Regions from separate parts of the Homo sapiens genome. Here region 1 is linked to region 2. The links are chromatin loops, found by intact Hi-C in ENCODE. Cell type or tissue: A673. All regions are shown on one strand. Each heading gives the region's core, and the rest is flanking DNA. Links, peaks and the distances in the headings are about the cores only.

What was found. Hi-C counts contacts between places; a loop is a spot of excess contacts. Peaks named below come from ENCODE experiments on the same cell type or tissue, not always from the same donor. Only the 100,000 strongest peaks of a DNase experiment are listed, where the experiment ranks them.
Region 1: it touches region 2 in a loop (2.2-fold over the local background); 3 of 110 quality-filtered maps call a loop at or near these places.

The regions. Positions count from the first base shown.
Region 1 is chr12:44,313,043-44,321,388 of GRCh38, forward strand. All of the region lies in intron 6 of TMEM117 (transmembrane protein 117), which reads left to right. It overlaps LOC124902922 (a long non-coding RNA gene), which reads left to right. Exons shown (of 2, transcript XR_007063281.1): 1 at 1-8,346. Among named protein-coding and RNA genes, the nearest start is that of TMEM117, 480 kb to the left of the region's middle. In A673, for the core only: a CTCF peak has its summit at 4,684 (motif pointing right); a DNase peak (open chromatin) is centred at 4,709.
Region 2 is chr12:44,506,564-44,514,909 of GRCh38, forward strand. NELL2 (neural EGFL like 2) reads right to left here. Exons shown (of 20, transcript NM_001145108.2): 20 at 1,715-2,421. The coding sequence ends at 2,371. Among named protein-coding and RNA genes, the nearest start is that of NELL2, 370 kb to the right of the region's middle. In A673, for the core only: a CTCF peak has its summit at 4,123; a DNase peak (open chromatin) is centred at 1,118; H3K27ac peaks cover 2,185 bases.

The DNA.
Region 1 (8,346 bases), core at 133-8,132, 190 kb before region 2:
TTTCTCCAATACTGTGAGCTGTCTGTTTACTCTGCTTTTCATTTTGCTGTACGAAAGCTCTTTATTTAATTAGGTCTCACTTGTCAATTTTTGGCTTTGTTGCAGTTGCTTTTGAGGACTTAGTCATAAGTTCTTTGCCAATCCTGTTATCTACAATGTTATTTTCTAGGTTTTCTTTTATGATTTTTATAGCTTGAGATTTTACATTTAAATCTTTAATCCCATCTTGAGTTAGTTTTTCTATATGGTGAAAAGTAGGGGGACAGTTTCATTCTTCTGCATATGACTATCCAGTTATCTCAGCACCATTTATTACATATGGAGTTCTTTCCTTATTGCTTATTTTTGTTGACTTTGTCAAAGGTCAGATGGCTGTAGGTGTGCAGCTTGTTTCTGGGTTCACTTTTCAGATCTATTATTCTGTCTGTCTGTTTTTGTACCAATATCATGCTGTTTTGATTACTGTAGCCATGTAGTGTAGTTTGAAGTCAGGTAGTGTGATGCCTCTGGCTTTGTTCTTTTTGCTTAGCATTGCTTTGGCTATTCAGGCTCTCTTTTGGTTCAATATGAGTTTTAGAATAATTTTTTATAATTCTGTGAAAAAAGACATTGATAGTTTGAAGGAATAGTGTTGAATCTGCAGATTACTTTGAGCAGTATGGACGTTTTAATGACATTAATTCTTTCAGTCTATGAGCATGGAATGTTTTTCCATTTGTGTCATCTCTGATTTTTTTCAGCAGTGTTTTGTAGTTCTCCTTGTAGAGATATTTTATATCCTTAGTTGGTTGTATTCCTAGGTACTTTTTTGTGTGGGTGGGTATTGTAAGTGAGATTATGTCCTTGATTTGGCTCTCAGCTTGAACCTCTTTGGTGTATAGAAATGGTACTGATTTTTATATGCTGATTTTGTGTCCTGAAACTTTACTAAAGTTGTTTATCTGGTCTAGGAGCCTTTGGCAGAGGCTTTAGGGTTTTCTAGGCATAGAATCATATTGTCTGCAAAACTGAGATAGTTTGACTTGCTCTTTTCCTATTGATGCGTTTTATTCTTTCTCTTGCCTGATTGCTCTGGCTAGGACTTCCAACACTATGTTGAATAGGGTTGGTAACAGGATCCTTGTCTTGTTCCAGTTCTCATGGGGAATACTTCCAGCTTTTGCCCAGTCAGAATGATGTTGACTGTAGATTTTTTATAGATGACTCTTATTTTTTTGATGTATGTTCCTTCAAGGGCTTATTTGTTGAGGTTTTATAATGAAGGGAGGTTGGATTTTATCAAAAGCCTTTTATACTTCTATTAAGATGATCATACAGTTTTGGTTTTTAATTCTGGTTTTGTGGTGAATCACATTTATTTAGTTTTGTGTGTTGAACCAACTGGCATCTCAGGAATAAAGCCTACTTGATTGTGGTGACTTAACTTTTTGATATGCTGCTGGATTTCATTTGGCAGTTTTTTTTCTTTTTTTGAGGATTTTTGTGTCTATGTTTATCAGGGATATTGGCCTGTAGTTTCTTCTTCTTTTTTTTTTTTTTTTTAAGACAAAGTCTCACTCTGTCGCCAAGGTTGGAGTGCAGTGGCGCAATTTCAGCTCACTGCAACCTCCGCCTCCTGGGTTCAAGGGATTCTCCTGCCTCAGCCTCCTGAGTAGCTGGGACTACAGGCTAGTTTTCTTTTTACATTGTGCCTTTATCAGTTTATGGTATCAGGGTGATACTAGCTTCATAGTATGAGTTAGGCAGGAGCCCATCCTCCTCCATTTTTTGAAATAGTTTCAATAGAATTAGTACGAGCTCTTCTCTGTACATGTAGTAAAATTCAGCTGTGAATCCATCTGATCCAGAGCTTTTTTGTATGTAGGTTTTTTTGACTAATTCAATTTTGTAACTGGGTATTGGTATGTTCAATGTTTCAATTTCTTCCTGATTCACTGTTGGGGCTTGTGTGTTTCCAGGAATTTATCCATTTCTTCTAGAGTTTCTAGTTTGTGTGCATAGAGGTGTTCATAATATTCTCTGAGAATCTTTTGTGTTTCTGTGGAATTGGTTGTAATATCACCTTTGTTGTTTCAAATTGCACTTTTTTGGATCTTCTCTTTTATTTGTTAATCTAGCTAGCAGTCTATCTGTCTTGTTTCGTCTTTCAGAGAGCCAACTTTTGGGTTCATTGATGCTTTGTATGGATTTTGGGGTCTGAATTTCATTCAATTCTGCTCTTATTTTAATAATTTCTTTTCTTCTGCTAGCTTTGGAGTTAGTTTATTCTTAGTTTTCTAGTTCCTCTAGATGTGATACCAAACTGTAAATTTGAGATCTTCCTAACTTCTTGAAGTAGATGTTTAGAGCTATAAATTTTCCTGTCAACACTGTTTTTGCTTCATCCAAGAGATTTTGCTATGTTGTGTTGACTGTTCGTTTCTTTCAAAGAATTTTTTACTTTCTGCCTTAAATTCATTGTTTACCCAAAAATTGTTCAGAGAAAAGTAGTTTAATTTCCAAGTAATTGTGTGGTTTTCAGATACCTTCTTGGTTTTGATTTTATTTGTATTCCACTGTGGTCAGAGCATATGGTGGGTATGATTTCTATTTTTTCTAATCTGTTGAGACTTGCTTTATGGCTGAGCACTATTGTGTGGTGGGCTAAGGCTTTTCATAGATATAGGAGTATTTGTATTATTAATGTGGGTGCTCCGATGTTGGGTGCACATATACTTAGGATTATTAAATCTTCTTGTTGAATTGAACCTTTCATCATTATATAATGTCCTTCTTTTTCCTATTTTATTATTGCTGGCTTAAAGTCTGTTTTATCTGATATAAAAATAGCAATGATATAAAAATAGCAACCCCTGTTCTTTTTTGTTTTCCATTTTCATGATAGATCTTTCTTTCTCCAGTTCTTTACTTTGAGCCTGTAAGTGTCATTTCCTGTGAGAGGGGTCTCTGGAAGACAGGAGACAGACTTTTTAATCCAGTTTACCACTCTCTGTGTCTTCTTAGTGAAGCATTTAGACTATTTTCACTCAAGGTTAATATTGTCATGTGTGGTTTTAATCCTATGGTGAAATTATTAACTGGTTGCTTTGTAGTTCCTGTTATATAATTGCTCTATAGGGTCTGTGAACTATAGACTTACATGTATTTTTGTGGTAGCAGGTATTGTTATTTTGTTTCCATTTTTAAAATTCCCTTAAGGACCTCTTTTAAGCCTGGTCTAATGGAGATACATTCTCTTAGCGTTTTTTTATTGTTGGGGGTGTCTGGAAAACATTGTATTTTTACTTTGCTTATAAAGCTTAGTTTGATGGGATATGGAATTCTTGGTTGAAATTTCTTTCCCTTAAGGATGCTGAAAATAGGCCCCCAATCTCTTCTGGCTTGTAATATTTCAGCTGAGACATATGCTTTTAAATTGATGGGATTCCATTTGTGCATGGTCTGAACTTTTTCTCTAGCTGCCTTTAAGATTTTTTCTTTAGCATTGTCCTTGGGCAGTTTAATGACTATATGCCTTGATGATGTTCTTTTTGTATGGTATCTCACAGGTGTTCTCTGGATTTCTTGTTCCTGGGTGTCTACCTCTTTAAAAATACTAGGGACACTCTTTGTACTATTGCTTCAAATATGTTTTCCAGATTGTTTACTTTTTCTCCTCCTCTCTCAGGAATGCCAGTAATTTATAAATTTGTTTGCTTTACATAATCCCATATTTTTCAGACTTTGTTCATTAAAATTTTTTTTCTTTATTTTAGTCTGACTTGATTAATTCAAAAGACTAGTCTTCTAGCTCTGTAATTCTTTTTCTGTTTGGTGTAGTATATTGATAAAACCTTCAATTGTATTTTGAAATTCTTTAATTGAATTTTTCAATCCTGGAAGCTCTGACTGATTTTCTTTAAAGATGTTTATCTCCTTCTTCATTTCCTGGATTTCTTCAGAAATTTCTTTTTCTTTTTCTTTTTTTTTTTTTTTTTGGCTTTCATCCTTGTCTTGAATCTTGTTGAGCCTCCTTGCAATCCAAGCTTTGCATTCTTAATCCGTCATTTCTGAGTGTCTGTTTTAGTCAGGGACCATTGCTGGAGATCTAGTGTGATCCTTTGGTGGAGTCACAATATTCAGATTTTTCATGGTATGAGAAAAGTTGCACTGGTTCTTTCTCATCTGGAGACACTGGCACTTCTAATTTTTGTAATTATTAATATTTTCATGTGAATAGGATTTTCCCCTTTCTTTCCCTATTATATATATATATATGTTTTTTTTTTTAATTTTTCTTTGTTTTTCTCCCTAGTGGGTGTAACTGTAAAGAATGTTGGCTAGGGTCTTTTGGCTTTGCTTCATTTTTTTGTTTTTGTTTTTGTTTTTGAGACAAAGTTTCACACTTGTTGCCCAGGCTGGAGTGCAAATGGCGCAATCTCAGCTTACTGAAACCTCTGCCTCCAGGGTTCAAGCAATCCTCCTGCCTCAGCCTCCCAAGTAGGTGGGATTACAGGTGCCTGCCACTACACCTGACTAATTTTTTGTATTTTTAGTAGAGACAGGATTTCACCATGTTGGCCAGGCTAGTCTCGAACTCCTGACCTCAGGTGATCCACCAGCCTGGCCTTGGCTTTGCTTCTATAGCCCTATGCACTTCTGTCAGCTGGTTTTATGTTGGACTGTGTGGTTCTACCTACAGGCCAGTAGATGGCACTTATGGGTAAAAGTCAGCTCTGGCCAACGTGAACGGGTATATATTTCAACCTTGTTTACTGGGAGGTCTCTGATGCTGCAGGCAATGGGCTGAACTGTTTAGTGCACAGTGGTCTTAGCTCCCTACTCACCACCACATGAGGGAACCAAGAGAGTAGGGCCTGGACTGGGCAGGCTCACCTACAGCCACTCAATGGCAGGTACTAGCACCAGCACCTAATGCGTGGCCACCTAGCGCCCAGAGGTATGTCTAGGCATGGAGCTTGGTAACCTGCTTGGCCCTAAGTTCTCTGCATGGGGAGGGGTGACGGCCCGAACTCCTAATCCAGTAGAGTGGATGCACCTGGAGATCTTCCTGGGCATGTAGCATAGGGGGCCGTACTGCACCACAGTCTCTCCACAGAAAGTGTGGGGCAACTCAGGCCACTGACCCAGGCAAGGGGGTACTTCAGATGCCTGGAGATATGCCTAAGCATGGAGTGGAGAGGGTCCTGTTACATCACAATCTATGCACAGGAGGGGTGGGAGACTCAGGCTGCTGGTCCATGATAGGAAGTGCTCTGATTGTCTGGAGATCTGCCTGCATGCGTGGAACAGAAGAGGCCCTGCTACACTCTAATCTATGTACGTTAAGGTGAGATGGCTCAGGCTACTAGTCCAGGAGAGTAGGTGCTCTGAATACCTGGAGTTCTGCCTGGATGTGTAGCAGAGAGGGCCCTGCTACACCCTAATCTATCCACAGGAAAGGTAGGGTGGCTAAGGTTGCTGATCCAGGCAACAGGGTGCTCCATCTGCATGGAGATTTGCCTGGGCATGAAGTGGAGAGAATCCTGCTACAAGCCAATTTATGCACAGGAAAGGTGGGGTGGCTCAGGCTGGTAATCCAGAAGAGCAGGTGTTCTCAATGGCCAGAAATCTGCCAGGGTATGGAGCAGAGAGGACCCCACTGCATCCCAGTCTATGCACAGGAAGGGTGGGGCAGCTCAGCCTACTGATCCAGGAGAGTGGGTGCTCTGACTGCCTAGGCATGGAGCAGAGAGGTCTCTGCTGCACCACAATCTAGGCACAGAGAGGGTGGGATGACTCAGGATGCAAATTCATGTAAGTGGGTGCTCCAAATGCCTGGAAATCTGCCTAGGCATGGAGCAGAGAGTGTCCCCTGCACCATGATCTCAGGTGAGCAGGATGGAGCTCCCAGCAAGGTCACACACAGGCCATTTCCAGGTGGCCAAGCTAGGCCTGGCTACAAGTCTCATTGCTCAAGAGAAACTGTCGCTGTAGCAGCTTCCCTCTCACCCTAGAACTACACACGGGGAGCACAATTCCAGCACCTACAACTGGGGCACTGTCCACACGCACCATTCAATTCTGGCTATGGAGGCCTCTACTCAGCACCAGAGCAAGCTCTGCAATCTCTGATCCAAGACTATAATGCCTGCATGGCCATGCTGCTGGGTTGTCAAAGAATTACTGACTTTGTATGCACCTGGATTAAAAATGGCATCCTGCTCTCCATCCTGAGTCTGGGAAAATGCCTGCAGGAATTCCTGGTATCTTTTCCTCTCAATGTCCCCAAGCCTCACCCCAAGCTAGTCCCAAGGCTTGGGAGAAACAAAATGCTCTTTCTTGTCCTGGGTTGCATGGATCCCCATTGGAAAAGTGACTCACAGAGGGAGGCTCTCTGCCCACCCCCTGTTCTGGGTCTTCACTCACTTTTATTTACCAAATGCCTTCCCAGGGGCTGCTTGCCCACCTTCTCCTCCCTGGGGTCTGGGACGTCCTTCACTGTCTTAATGGGTTCCCGTTTTCCCTTTTGAATTAAAATTCATGCATTTGAATTAAAATGTATGATTTTGCTGTTTCCAAGTGGCTAAGACACACTGCAAGCTTCTAATCCGCTGTCTTGGAAGAAAAATAATGCATTTTCTGATGACGTAAATACAAAAGTGCTAAGTTCTTACATTTATTAAATGAGTGTAGAAATAAGATCTGGTGGCTGCATTCACTTTGTCTTCTGACTACCAGTTAATTCAATATTTAAAATTCATTCTTTGGTTTTCATAAAATTACCTATTTTTTTTCTTGGCTCAAAACCTAACTATATGTCTCTTTCTTTCCAGTCCAGTTTGTCAAATTTCCTTCCTCTAGCTGTCCATTATACATACTCTGTGATTCTGCCCTGTGTTTCCTTATCTTCTCATCCAAGTTATTTTTTAAGGCAGTTCTGTTCACTGCCATGGCCTAACAGCCTCCCAATAGGCTAGTCTTTCTCAAATCTTCCTCAAGCCCTAAGACTTCTGCTGAATTTCAGACCTGGATATCTAACTGGCAACCAGCTCTATCCACCTGGATGTTTACGTGGGCATCTCTGGTTCATCATGTCTAAAACCAAGCTATCATCAACCCTTCAAACAGTTATCTATCCAGTCACTCACACCAAAAAACCTTTTAAAAATCCAAGATTTCTCTTTCCTACTTATCTTCCAGTCAGCCATCATGCCTATATATTCTTCTTGCCAAATATCTTTTGAATCTGCCCCTCCTTTAGACTCTTATCACCTATACCTTACAGTTCATGTTACCATCAACTTTTGCCTATATTAGTACAAAGCCCTTTCTCTTCTTTTGGTCTTACTCCATTATTCCAAAGTAATCTTTTTAACACCAAAATCTTATCTTCAAAATTCTTTAAATAATAATTCATTTGCATGTCATCTATACAAGGCCTTTTATCATCTAGCTCATGCCTAGCTTCTGACCTTCTCTTCCTGGTCATTATCACCACCTTCCCTCTCCTACCCCCACCTCTTGCATTTTACACTCTATTAAATTTTGAAATACTTGTTGATTACCGAATTCTGCCTTTTTAAAATAGTACAGACCTTTGCATGTGCAATACAAGGGCATCTCCCCAGTGTGCGTGCTTCACTGCCCTCAGCCATCCAACCCTCAGCTTATATGCTGTCCTCTCTGTGAAGTCTCATCTGCCTCTCTCAAATAAACTTTAGTGCTTCTTTTATTATTTGTTCATGGCAATTTTTAAATATTTCGATTAGAGTTATTTTACTCTTCCATTTAAATTTGTTTGGATGTATTTAATTGTTTTACTAAAAAGTTGTAAGAATTGCCTAGAATAGTTCACGTCAGACACAGAGAATATTCAACAGATGTTGGCTGAATTTAGACCAGCACCTAAACTAGTTCCTTTCAGGTCATTGGGACTCAATATTCACATTTTAAAGAAAAGATTTTAGAGTATTCTCAACTGGGAGCAATTTTATTTTTTCATTTCTTTAGAATTTCGGATCAATGTACTTGTGTGAGCTATTTTTAAGATAAATTTTCTATGTGATAATTGTATTTGAATTGATCAGAAACTGAAAGATTTGTTTTACAGGGATTATTTAAAGCCTGTTGACATTAGACAATTCCTGCATTAAATTTACTGTAAGCTGTAGGAGTGTTTATGATGTAATTCACTTTTCATAGTATTTTACAAAGCACAATCATCATAGACCCAGAGTAGATTGTTTGTGCTGACTCCTTTATACATCTCTGAGCCCAGCTTTTCTTCTGGTAACTCTTTTAGTTGAAATGGGTATCCTCTATGCGTGCCATTGGCATATCTCCTAGAGACAGCTGCAAAGAGTA
Region 2 (8,346 bases), core at 273-8,272:
CTCCTGGGGAATCTACTATTTGTGGAGTAAACCTTGAAGAAAAAAAAATTCAATCTGAATTCATGTGTTGCTTTAATAGTCGTTGAATTATCATAGTCTTGTATTTTCCTTCTTTTCTTCTTAACTATGAGTTTTCTTTCACTCAGCGGCCTATAGAAACCAAGGATCTGCAAGCCACCAATATGCCCAGAGCCCTACAAAGATTTCCAAAGGATTTGTAATATAAAATTCCAGCCTTGCTTCTCCTTCCAGAAGGACATATCTAAATGACAAATATGTATCTATATGGGTGTATACACACACACACACACACACACACACACTTTCCTACACACATTTCTTACTCTCTTATAAAAATGAGTAAAGTATACTTTTTCAGGAGGATTCAATATGAAATCACAAAGCTATATAAGGAAAAAATAACTTGAAAAAACTTCAAATTAACAGATATCTTCTTGGAAGCTAAATTGCTATTTACCATTGTAATACAGCTGACAAAAAATAAACCTTATGCTCTGTTGAATTAAATTAAATTAAACATAAAAAGGCTACAGAAAAATCATTTATGATAAATTCAGGGAATATAGCTACTTGATTTTACACATTCAATAAATATTACCATGCCAAACTATGAAGACATTTTTGAATTATCTTTCAACTCAGCTCGTGCTAGGTTGTTTCCATAGCAATAGTGAGTGAACAGTTAAAAGCCACTTTATCATTTCTGTAGCTTGCGGTGGTCACCTTGTGTTCATTTTAATTTTTTTTTAAAAAATGCCTCTATGCATCGAAAATTAATTTGACAATACTTATATTTCCTTTTCACCCTAGTGTAAAACATAACAGGGCAATATTGGATTGGCTTCCTTTATTGAGTTTCAGGATGTTTACTTTTATCCCCTCTGACATTCTGGTGCATCAAAATATTTAACATGTAATTAATATCATAATATCTTTTAACATTGATATTTTTAAAAATTTTATATCAAAACGTGAAGGACCAATTCTTGAAGACATTCTCAACCTCACATACTGCTCTCCTTATGTGTATCAGTTAGAATCCTGGCAGGAAACAGATGGCACACTCAAGCTGGCTAATTAAAGAGTATAACAAAGGGACCATTTATAAAGATATGCCTAGAAATAGAGAAAACAAGATTGAACAGTTACCTCCCAAGGACAGAATAGCCAGAGCTGTTAATATCCCTAAGCCAGAAGATGCAAACAGTAGAAGTTATCAGAACCTGGTGAGGCAGTGAGACAGAGAGGAGTACCTTTCAAGAGATATAACCTTCAGTAAGGTGACACACCAAATCATGGCGGTGGCCAGGCAGGAAGGGAGCCAGCGGAATAAATATCCAAACTTGACCTCTTCCTAATATGCCAGCTGTGTTTCCTGCTGCAGTATAATTGAAACCAGACAAGAATCAAGAGGAAAAGGAACCCACTATTAGGGTCTGTATAGGTCAGCCACCCCAGGATGCACAGCAGGGTAGAAAGGGTGAAATTGAGGATCTAGAGAGGAAGAACTAAGTTATCCATCACATCCCTTACTTAGGCATATCATTTTCAATTTGGAAATTTGGAAATAGCAACTTTCAATTTAGAAATAACATAGCAGGAGTTTATCATCAGCAGAACTAGAATGCAATTTTTATAGAATCATCTGTGGAAAAGAGGAACATATTAAACAAGATACTCAGACTCACATGTGTTATAAGGTAAGAGAAATATTTATTTAATTTTGCACAAGAACGAGCTTATACTGAACAAATTCAACCAAATAATATTAAGTGCAGTAAAACAAGGAAATAGGGATGACTTTTCCTGTTAGAAAATATTAAGTAACCATGCCTGTGCATTATTTTTATCATTACAATAACTTGTTTCAGATTTCTTTTCAGAGTGTACTGTACATAACATGTTATAGCTTCTTTGCTTTACTTCTGAAAATATAATTCATTCACTGCCTGACATTTTATTTCTTGCAGTGAGGAACCTAACTGATTCTTGAAGATTCTGATCTAGAGGAAAATTTTCTGCACCAGTGAAGCTAGAGGCTTTCACAGATCCAATGGGCTCAGGCTTTCTATCCAGGGTTCAGGATGTCACGGTATATACTGTACGCCCATTCTTCTACATGGTGATGTGAGACACAGTAGAGGCAGACTTGAGGTCTAATTTTGCCCCAGTAATTTTCCTTTTGTGATTTTGTCAAGCTCCACAAATTTCATAATTGAAAGTTCACTCAGCTATTAACAAAGCTGCATTTAGCTGCCCACAAATCACCCAATTTAAGTTTTAACTTCTTTTTGGTCTTTTAATGAAAGAACATTCTTTTAACAGAAATCTCCCATGAGACAGTTAACTTCACAGTTCCTGAAGGCACTGTGGATCCACTGAGCAACAGATGTGGCCATTCTAGATTTAAAAAAAGTAGAAAGAAAAACAGTATGAATTTTTAAGCCATTAGTAAATGATCACATTTATTGATTGGTACTTACAAACAAAACTGTATAATTTATTTCTGCATTCCTAAAAATTCAATGGCCCAATCACTTTTCATGACTCTACTATTGCAGACTCAATTATTATGCCCATTGTATTTGTGGGAAGTCATAAACTGGCTTTATTTACTCATTGGCATCCTCTGTATCACATTTGTTCTTTCATTTATTTGCAAAATATGTACTAAGTCTATGTAAGCACTAAGTATATTAATAAATAAAGCAGACATGGTCACTAACCTCACAGAGCAGGGTTTGCAGTTTATCTAGGGAGAAAACTAGTAAGTACCATGCAAACATATAATCAAAAATTGTGAAAAGTGCTAGAAAGGTGCTATGAACTAAATGTTTGCATCCTCTTAAAACCCACATGTTGAAATCCTAATCCCCAGTGTGATGGTATTAGGAGGTAAAGCCTTTGAGAGGTAATTAGTGAATGAGGGTAGAGCACTCATGAATGGGATCAGTGCCCTTACAAAAAGATGAGAACACATGCGTCCTCTCTCTCTATCTACCATGTGATACAATGAGAAATGGCCATCTGCAAACAGGAAGTGTGTCCTTGGAGATACCAGATCTGCCAGGGTCTGGATCTTGGAATGTGAGAAATGAATTTCTCAGCCTCCAAAATTGTGGGGAATGAATTGTCGTTGTTTAAGCCACCCAGTCTATGGTATTCTGTTACAGCAGCCTGAACTGACTAAGACAAAAGGAAATACACTAGGTGGTTGTGTGAGATTAATAAAAGACTAGCTACTTAGTCAATGTCCAGGGTAGACTGTTCTGTGAGGTGATATTTAAACCGAGACCTGGAGACTGCATGAAAAGGTGGCCAAACGCACAGAGGAGAGTTTTGTGTAGTTAAGAAACTGAAAAAAAGCTTTGGGTAAGAATTTTCAGTTAGGGAAGAAAACTGTGGTGATGAAATAGGATAAATAGGCAGGGAAGGGCCAGATATGCATAATTAGTTTTTGATATAAGGTATCAAAACAATATAGTGTTGTACAAAGAAGAAAAACCTTCTATCCTATTCTTTTGATTCCCTGCACTCTTACTTTTCTCAACCAGCTAACTCATAGATAATGTTAATATCGTTTTTAAAACCGTGATGATGATAATATCCCTCCATTCCTTAAGTGTGTACTCTGTGTCAGACACTTTGCCAGGCATTTAAAATACATTATCTAATTTCAACCGCACAGCATTCCCAGTTGGATTCCTATTAATAGTCACACGTTTTAGATTCAGAAACTGAAGATCAGAAAGCTTAAATATCATGTCCAAAATCACACAGCTAGTAAATGGTAGAGCTAGGATTAAAACTCAGGCTAGCCTGACTCTAAAATACATCCTCCATTATATAGTTTCTCTCAGAAAATTGGCTTTTGATGATTGAAATGCATTATACTTTAATATGATAAAAACTGAAAGTGTCTTTGTTTCTATAAAAGGAAACCTGAAAAGATTTTGATAGTCTAGCCTTTGCTAAAGCACACTGATGAGGAAAAAGCCAGTATATATCCAAGAAGAATATTATCAGTTTAACTTATTTGCATCTTTTCTAACTTATTATTAAGCTGAGTTCATATTCTGGCAGTGACAGACTCAACCATTTCTTAGACCCCTAGTGGCATTTTAAAGTTTTGTCATCATATCTCCAGCCCCTAACATATTCCTAGAGACAGAACTGTTCGATTGAGACTTGTAGAACTCAGCTGTGCCCTAGAATCTCCAAGATGCCCCAGGCTGGAACCATCTTTGCCTCTCCTGTCTGACAAAGGCCACTCTGAGGTGCCGGCTCAGAGGCACAGGTTTTCTGACCATAACCAGGTCACACAATCTTTCTTAATTCATTGGCCCAACAAAGTGATGGGTGTACCAGTTCCTGGGAATATCAGCTCCTCAAATTATATGGCTTTGGAGCAGAAATATAATTAGGGAATTTCTGGAGCTTTCCATCACTGAGTATGTGCAATTAGCATTAGAACCCTATGGGGAAGAAACCATTAATATTGCACCCATAAGTATGTCTTAGGAAGGGTTTCTTTGTTTTCTAAAATCTTCCAGGAGTGTGTTGCTTATTCCATATTGGATATGTTCTGCTATAACAGGATTCTACAAACCATATCAATGGCAGCTCCTTAATTAGGGAAGCATGGACAACTAATAAAGCATCCTACTTGGGTTCCAGTTTTACTGATAGCATAGTTTCTTATATAAGACTAACCCTCCTATAGATAACAACTATAAAGTCTGAACAAAATACAAAAATAACAATTGAAAGCAATAGAGAGTGTCAGGCAGACACTACAGCAGTTTCAATCTTTGAAAGAAGGAAAATGTACTGTGTGAGTGTTGTTTTCACTTGGTATTCCCCCTTAGGGCACTCCCCAGTCTGTGCAGCTTGAGATAACTATAAGGAAAGCAGAAAGCCACAATCTCACTGAGGTGTCAGAGGACAGCTTGGGAGTTGTCAGAGTGGCTGGAAATTGAGGGGGAAATATCTATAAAAGAAGAAGTGAATCAGTAAACAAACTCCTTTTAAATCCTTGGCTGATCTTTGAGTTGCAGAAGAGATTCTAAAGAGCAAATCAAGAGAGCCACAGTTTGAAGGTTGAAAGATATGAGAAGAGCTTTCAGATGCTGCTCACTGAAGCAGTGCGTCAGATCTGTGTCCTTCTAAGATATAAAGGATTGATAAACAGTTTAAGTTTTCCTTAGACTTCTATCTCTCACCACCTATAAAAAATCAACTAAAAATGGATTAAAGATTTACATGTAGTATTAATACCTGCAACTATAAAACTACTAGAAGAAAACATAAGACAAATGCTTCAGGACACAGGTCTAGGCAAATATTTTATGAGTGAGACCACAAAAGCACAGGCAACAAAAACAAAAATAGATAAATGAGACTATATCAAACTAAAAAGCTTCTGCACAGCAAAGAAAAAAATCAACAGAATGAAGAGACAACTTGCAGAATGGAAGAAAATATTTGCAAACTATTCATCTGACAAGAGATTCATACCCAGAATGTACAGGGAACTCAAATAACAGCAAAACACTGCAAGTAATCCAATTAAAAATGGGCAAAGGATTTGAACAGATATTGCTGAAAAGAAGTCATACAAATGACCAACACATATATTAAAAATGCTCAACATCACTAATCATCAGGGAAACGCAGGTCAAAACCACAATGAGCTATCATCTCACTCCAGTTAGAACAGCTTTTATTAAAAAGGAACAAATTACAAATGCTGGTGAGGATGCAGAGAAACAGGAACCCTTGTGCACTGTTGGTGGGACTGTAAATTAGTAGAGCCATTATAAAAAACAGTATGAAAGTTTCTCAAAAAACTAAAATAGATCTAACATATGATCCAGCAATCTCACTACTGGGTTTTTACTGAAAGGAAAAAAAAAATCAGTATATTGAAGATATATCTGAACCCCCATGCAGTATTTTTCACAATCACCAAGATATGTAATCAACCTAAATGTCTATCAACAGATGAATGAACAAAGAAAATGTGGCATATATCCACAATGGAATACCATCCAGACATAAGAAGAATGAAATCTTGTCATTTTCAACAACATGGATGAGACTTGGAGGACATTATGTGAAATAAGCCAGGTGCAGAAAGATACATACTACATGTTCTCTCTTATATGTTGGAGCTAAAAAATTCATCTTATAGAAGAAGAATTATGGTGATCAGAAGCTAGGAGGAGTATAGGGGAGAGGAGGATAGGAAGATGTTGGTTAAAGTATACAAAATTACACAGCTAGATAGGAGGAATAAGTTCTAGTGTTCTATAACACTGTAGGATAAATATAATTAATAATAATTTATTGTATATGTTCAGAAATCTAGAAGAAAGGATTTTGAATGTTCCCACCACAAAGTAATAAATGCTTGAGGTAAAAAATACCCTAATTACCCTGATCATTGCATACTGTACATATGTATCAACACTCTGTACCCCCATAAATATGTGCAACCACTATGTGTCAACCAAACATAAAAGGAAAAACCAAATAATCCAAGCTTTCCATTGAAGGCCTAAAAGGGCCATGATTAGGTGTAAAACAATACCTACAGATTAAGAGATTCATGCTAAAACTAAAGGTAAATTTGAAACAGACCCCCCCTAACTGGTGTAAAGCCAACCTCTAATAAGTGCTAGGTTATTGGCTAATAATTTACAACCTGCTAGAACAAAAACAGTCTTCACAAGAAGCCAATGGAACCTATGATCTATAAAACATATCATCCATCATATCCAATATATTATAAAAATTAATAGACGTGAAGAAAAACAGGAAAATGTGGCTCCTAATGAAGAGAAAAAGCAGTGAATGGAAAATGACTCGAAGATGATCCAGATGTTGTAATTAGCAAAGACTGGAAAGTATCTATCATAAATATGCTCAAAAATGTTAAAAGATACAGTCATAATGAATGAATAAATGGTAAAACTTGGCAGAGAAATTAAACTACTAAAAATTAAGTGGAAATTCTGGAACTGAAAAATGCAATATCTGAAATGAAAAGATTCACTGGATGAACCTAATAGCAGATTAGAGATGGCAGAAGAAAAAGCCAGTAAATTTGAAGACAAAGCAATAGAAATTATCCAATCCATAAAACAAAGACAAAAATATTGAAATAAAAATAGAACTTTAGTGACCTTTAGGATAATTAAACCATCTAAGCGAATGTTTAATTGGAGTCTCAGAAAACTATGAGAGAAAAAAATGTGGCAGACAAAATATGTGAAAAAACGATGGCTCAACTTTTCTCAAGTTTGGTGAAATGACATCAACTTAGATATCCAAAAAGCCCAGCAAACACCAAAGAAAATAAAGACCAAAAAAAAAAAAAATTAGACCTAAGTGCATCATAGTCAAACTACTAAAAACAAAGATAGAGAATCATGAAAGGAAAAAGTAGGGGAAAAAAGAAATACTGCATACAAGGGAATAAAAAAACAAATGATCACTGTATCAGAAACAATGGAAACTAGAAAATAATAGAATATCACCTTTAAAGTTCTGGAAACAAATCTGTCAATCCTGAATTCTATGTCCAGTGAAAATATTCTTCAAATATAAAGACACTTTCAGATAAATAAGAGTTGAAAGAACTTGTTACTAGCACACCTGCAATAAGGAAAATGCTAAGGAGTGTTATTCAAGCTGAAGGGAATGTAACCAGATGGAGACTCCAATATGTAAGAAGAAATGAAGAGTACCAGAAATGGTAAATACGGTAGTCTTTCCTTATCTGCAGTTTATCTTTCCACAGTTTCAGTTACCTGTGGTCAACCATGGCCCAAACAAGTGAGTAAAATGTATGATAAAACATTTTGACAGAGAGAGATAGAGAGAGAGACAGAGATCACATTCACATAATTTTTATTACAGTATATTATTATAATTATATTTTATTATTAGTTATTGTTGTCAATCTCTTACTGTGCCAACTTATAAATTAAATTTTATTGTAGGTATGTATAGAAAAAACATAGTATATATAGTGTTTAATAAGGTTCAGTATATTGTGGTTTCAGGCATCCACTTGGAGTCTTGGAACGTATATCCCTTGTGGAAAAAGGAGCTATTACTATATGTGAATAAATATAAAATATACCATTTTTCTTTTCTTAATTTCTTCAAAAGACATAAAACTTATTAAAGCAAAAATAATAACATGGAACTGTAGGATTTATAGTGAACAGAGTTGTAAAATATATTACTGTTTTAGCACAAAAGCTATGGGGATAAAATCATAATGTTGCAAAGTTCTTATATTTTATATGAGTAGTA